Regions from separate parts of the Homo sapiens genome. Here region 1 is linked to region 2. Evidence: read pairs that join two places in POLR2A ChIA-PET (ENCODE). Cell type or tissue: OCI-LY7. All regions are shown on one strand. Region 1 overlaps CMTM8 (CKLF like MARVEL transmembrane domain containing 8). Region 2 overlaps DYNC1LI1 (dynein cytoplasmic 1 light intermediate chain 1).

Region 1 (2,500 bases), 160 kb after region 2:
CTGATCTATGATCCCCAGAATTGGGGAGATGAATCTCCCGCCTCTTTGCCCTAAGACTATGGATAAGTGTCACCTGACAATATCATACGATGCAGCCCTGTGAAGAGGGAGACTTCCCAGCCTCCCACCAGCCTTGACAGCCTAGCCTCTGGCTTCAACAGGTAGGTCTCCTTTCTCCAATCAAACACAACATTACTTGGGATTTTGCAACATTTAATCAAAAAAGAATCTGGCATCTTAAAAGTTAGGTTTACAAACTTGACACATTCTCAATATTAGCAATTTATCTATTTAAACATTGTCTAAGAAAATATGATCTATGAAGACATTAATACATTAATAAGATACTTAAGAGTTCATTATAAGCTACAACACTTTGCAAATAAGTATCCAGTTTAATTGTAACAAACCACAATTTGTGAGCAAATTTAAGAATATAAAAAACATTAATTAGTTAAATACAATTCTCTGGGAATATACATTATACCTACAGCTGTTTTTACAGTGAGAGTCTTCCTTTTTTTTTCCTTTTAATTATCAAAATGGTAAATCACTGTATGGTCCTGGATCTCCATGCTATAAAACTGAAATATGTATTTCCAGCGTAGCAGATGGTGACCAGGAAGGCAAAGAACTGGAGAAAACAAAGCATAATAGAAGTGGGGTTTAGGGCACATCCTAATTAGCAAAAGTTATCATTTCACCTCCATTGAATCACCCACTCACTACCTTTTCTTGATACCAGGCTTTGCCATCTAAAACTACTTTATTGGTTCAATTACTATCCTTCTCAAATGATTTCTGGTTATGCTGTTTTTATTTCGGAGAACATCTGAAAGCCTGTAGTTTTGCTCAAATAACCTCAGGGAGTTCACTTAGGAGTGAATACGGCGGCAGTGCATCTGAGGAAAGTGTATCATTTCTAATGTAGCACAGGCAATCTAGGTCCGGGGTACAATCTCGGATTGCTACAGTGTCAGTTCACATAAATGAGTCGAGTGGGCCAGAGTAAGCAATGAGCCCACATGGTATGTGAGGTGTGAACAGGGAGGAGGAAAATGCAGGCCCTTCTTAATTAATGGGGCAGCCTCCACCTAGTTCTAGTCCATTCTTGCTACGTGTTAACTTGAGCCCAGTCTTGACGAAGCTTGTGATTTTTAATGTCACCGGCATCCATATGCTCTACTTTTATTTTGTTTTTTCGAGACGGAGTTTCGCTCTTGTTGCCCAAGCTGGAGTGCAATGGCGTGATCTTGGCTCACTGCAACCTCTGCCTCCTGGGTTCAAGCAATTCTCCTGCCTCAGCATCCCAAGTAGCTGGGATTACAGGTGCCCGCCACCACCCCCGGCTCATTTTTTTTTTGTATTTTTAGTAGAGATGGGGTTTCACCATGTTGGTCAGGCTGGCCTTGAACTCCTGACCTCAGGTGATCCACCCACCTAGGCCTCCCAGAGTGCTGGGATTACAGGCATGTGCCACTGTGCCCGACCAATCTACTTTTAAATAGAGATCTTCAAACAGAAATAAAAGTAAAGAATATGATGAACCCCCATGTACCATCAATCAGCTTTGACATAATCATTTTGGCATTTCTGTCTAACTGCCTCCCTCCTTCCCCCGATAGGCTTCTTTTGGAGATGGGCTATTTTAAGGCCAATCTCAGAGAGATTCTTAATACCAGTTTTTTTTAATTAGAAAAATAATACACACTTATGGTTTAAAAATGCAAACAGAAGTATATAAATTAAAAAGTAAGGTCAGGCGCAGTGGCTCATGCCTGTAATTCCAGCACTTTGGGAGGCCAAGGCAGGAAGCTCACTTGAGCCCAGGAAATCCAGACCAGCCTGTGCAACATAGTGAGACTTAGTCTCTACAAAAAAGTTAAAACATTAGCTGGGCATGGTGGTGCAGGATTCTAGTCCCAGCTATTCAGGAGGCTGAGGTAGGAGGATGGCTCAAGCTGAGGAGTTCCAGGTTGCAGTGAGCTATAATTATGCCACTGCACTCCAGCCTGGGTGATGGAGCAAGACCCCTTCTCTAAAAAAAAAAAAAAAAAAAAATAGAAGTTTCTTGTCTCACTCCCCTCATTTCCCGATCCCAGTCTCTAGAAGGAACCTCTACTGGTATATATTTTTCTAGGCATTCTCAATGCATAAACAAATATTTTCACTTAAAAAAAACTAAATGGAATTATATTCTGTTCATTTTCTGCAACCTTCCCCCACTTACTAAATTATAGGCAGTAGAATTATTCTTAGCATGCTTTAAACAGCTTTTCTCCCTTGAATACTTATCTTGTTCCAGTCATTCGGCATTCACTCAAGCAGTCTCCCAGCCTTTTCCCACTTCGGGCCAGGAGGGCCCTCTGCCCCCTGCCAGTTTTAGATATTTTCAAATCAATAAGCCAATTGCTAATTTGTCACTACTGCAAGCGCTGCTTTTTCCTGCAGATGACTCTGTCTTCCCCAATCCCAAGCAAGCCTTGGAGAGGGAAGAGGA
Region 2 (2,500 bases):
ATTATGTACATATTTCATATGGGTGTGCTTTGATATAAACTTGAATTCAGAATTCTTCTGTAATTTGTGAGATTTTAAAAGTGTAAAGATCTATTTGTAACATTTGTTGTGTGTCAATACTCAGCCATTTATATGTCATTTTACAAATTCTCACAACCGCCTTATGAGGCAGGACTGTTATTAGCCCCATTTTGCAGATGAGGAAATGGGAACCTTAGGGAGGACGTTGTGGCTTGCCTGAGATTATAAAGCTAGTAGAATACAAGTCCAGATTGGAAACCAAGTCTGACTCCCAAGCTTCTAACCATACATCATCACTCAATATGTTCTTTATTTTCTATGAGAGGAAAAATTTGTATGTTAAAATGTGATGGGCCTCTGTCTGGCATTCTCTAATAATGAGGACAGGATTGCTAACAATTTTGTCAATGGCTTGCAGTGTAAAAGTACCAGTAGAACAGGGGATAGTTGCAAAGTAATTTCTTTTTACAATAATAACTTTTGTGAAAATGAAAGTTTCAGGTTTTTATAATTGTATTTTCCTATTTTTACATAGGATGCCTCACCAAGAGTCCCAGGAGGCTCCCCACGAACACCAAATAGATCTGTATCATCTAATGTTGCCAGCGTGTCACCCATTCCTGCTGGGTCAAAAAAAATTGATCCAAACATGAAAGGTACATCTCTTTCTAGGAGATAACAAGACAATACATTTTACAAGAGAAATAAATCTATCTAAAATTCCACCTTTTGCCATAACTATTTTCATTCTTGTGTAATACCTTTTAGGCTTTGTCTCTATGGATATATAATCTCATAGTTAACCAGATTGTAAACCATTTTACAGTGTATTTGTGATGTATCATCATTTCCATGATAAAAGTTTTGTTATATTTAATCAATTTCCTGGTAGATCATTGAAGAAATTCACATTTACACTATAATAAGTAATCTGCAATTAACATAAAGGAAAAAACTATATGCATAATAGTTATTTCTGTAGGAATAATTGCCATAAGTGGGATTAGTAGGTCAAAGAGTTTATGTTTTTATGCCTTTGGATAATATTTTTTCAAATGATTATTCAACTTTGCTTATCATCAACATTGAGTGTTGCAGTTTTACCACAACCTAATTAACATGCTTTAAATACTACCTAATAAGAGTTTTTCCTCTAGTGTTTTCCTTCTATTTGTGTTTCTCTTCTGTGAATTGTTTATTGCTATCATTTGCCCATTTATCTCTGGCAACTTCTACCGGTTTTCATATAGGATTCTGTAACTTTTCCTAATACTTGAGGCAGTTTCTCAACAGTTCTATTTTTAAAGAATCCTTTTCAAAAGGGAGATATATATTAGTATATAACATCTTTTTGTTTAAAATACCTTTGGCCTTTTAAAAATAACATTCTAATTTTTAAATAATTATTTTACACTTAAAGTTTACTCATTAGAGAAATTACTCAGCATCAAAAGATCAAACTAGACTTGAATTTGGAATATAAAACTCTTAAAATTTAAGTTTATTCATTTTCTATGTGTGATTACTGTAATAATAATTTAAGGAAGAATCTTATGTTTTGGCTAAAGCTTTTTGTTTTTTTATTTTTTTATAGCTGGAGCTACAAGTGAAGGCGTTCTGGCAAATTTCTTCAACAGTTTGTTGAGTAAAAAGACTGGCTCTCCAGGAGGCCCTGGTGTGAGTGGTGGTAGCCCTGCAGGTGGGGCTGGAGGTGGAAGCAGTGGTTTACCACCATCCACCAAAAAGTCAGGTATGCTTATGGGAAGCAAGTCACTTGTTTAAAATAACAGCTTTTTTGAGATATAATGAAGTTCACTCATGTAAAGTGTATAATTCTGTGGTTTTGGTATCTTTGCTAAGTTGGGCAGGCCATCACCATAATCTGATTTTAGAACATTTTTATCTCCCCAAAAGAAACCTTGAACCTTCTCTCTTTCCTCTGTGGATTTGTCTATCTGGACATTTCATGTAAATGGAGTCATACAATGTATGGCTTTAACAAATGTTTTTGAAGGTCATACATGTTGTAATATGTATCAATATTTCATTTCTTTTTTTTTTTTTTTTTTTTTTTTTTTTTTTTGAGATGGAGTCTTGTTCTGTTGCCCAGGCTGGAGTGCAGTGGCACGATACTGCAGCCTCCGCCTCCAGGGTTCAAGTGAGTCTCCTGCCCCAGCCTCCTGAGTAGCTGGGATCACAGGCACCTGCCACCATGCCTGGCTAATTTTTGTATTTTTAGTAGAAACGGTGTTTCACCGTGTTGGCCAGGCTGGTCTCGAATTCCTGGCCTCAAGTGATCCTCCCACCTCAGCCTCCCAAAGTGCTGGGATTACAGACATGAGCCACCATGCCTGGCCTTCATTCCTTTTTAATTGCTGAATAATATTTCATTATATGGCTATACCACATTTCATTTATCTGTTTACTGGGTAATGGACATCTGAGTTTCATCTACTTTTTGACTATTATTAATATGGTG

Evidence for each region. Peaks named below come from ENCODE experiments on the same cell type or tissue, not always from the same donor. Only the 100,000 strongest peaks of a DNase experiment are listed, where the experiment ranks them.
Region 1: POLR2A ChIA-PET joins it to region 2 with 13 read pairs; 2 of 35 experiments call an interaction of 5 or more read pairs at or near these places.

What each region holds. Positions count from the first base shown.
Region 1 is chr3:32,368,018-32,370,517 of GRCh38, reverse strand. It overlaps CMTM8 (CKLF like MARVEL transmembrane domain containing 8), which reads right to left. Exons shown (of 4, transcript NM_178868.5): 4 at 197-634. The coding sequence ends at 551. Among named protein-coding and RNA genes, the nearest start is that of CMTM7, 23 kb to the left of the region's middle. In OCI-LY7, no CTCF peak of the experiment used is centred here; no DNase peak of the experiment used is centred here.
Region 2 is chr3:32,527,717-32,530,216 of GRCh38, reverse strand. It overlaps DYNC1LI1 (dynein cytoplasmic 1 light intermediate chain 1), which reads left to right. Exons shown (of 13, transcript NM_016141.4): 11 at 557-677; 12 at 1,616-1,771. Among named protein-coding and RNA genes, the nearest start is that of MIR548AY, 23 kb to the right of the region's middle. In OCI-LY7, no CTCF peak of the experiment used is centred here; no DNase peak of the experiment used is centred here.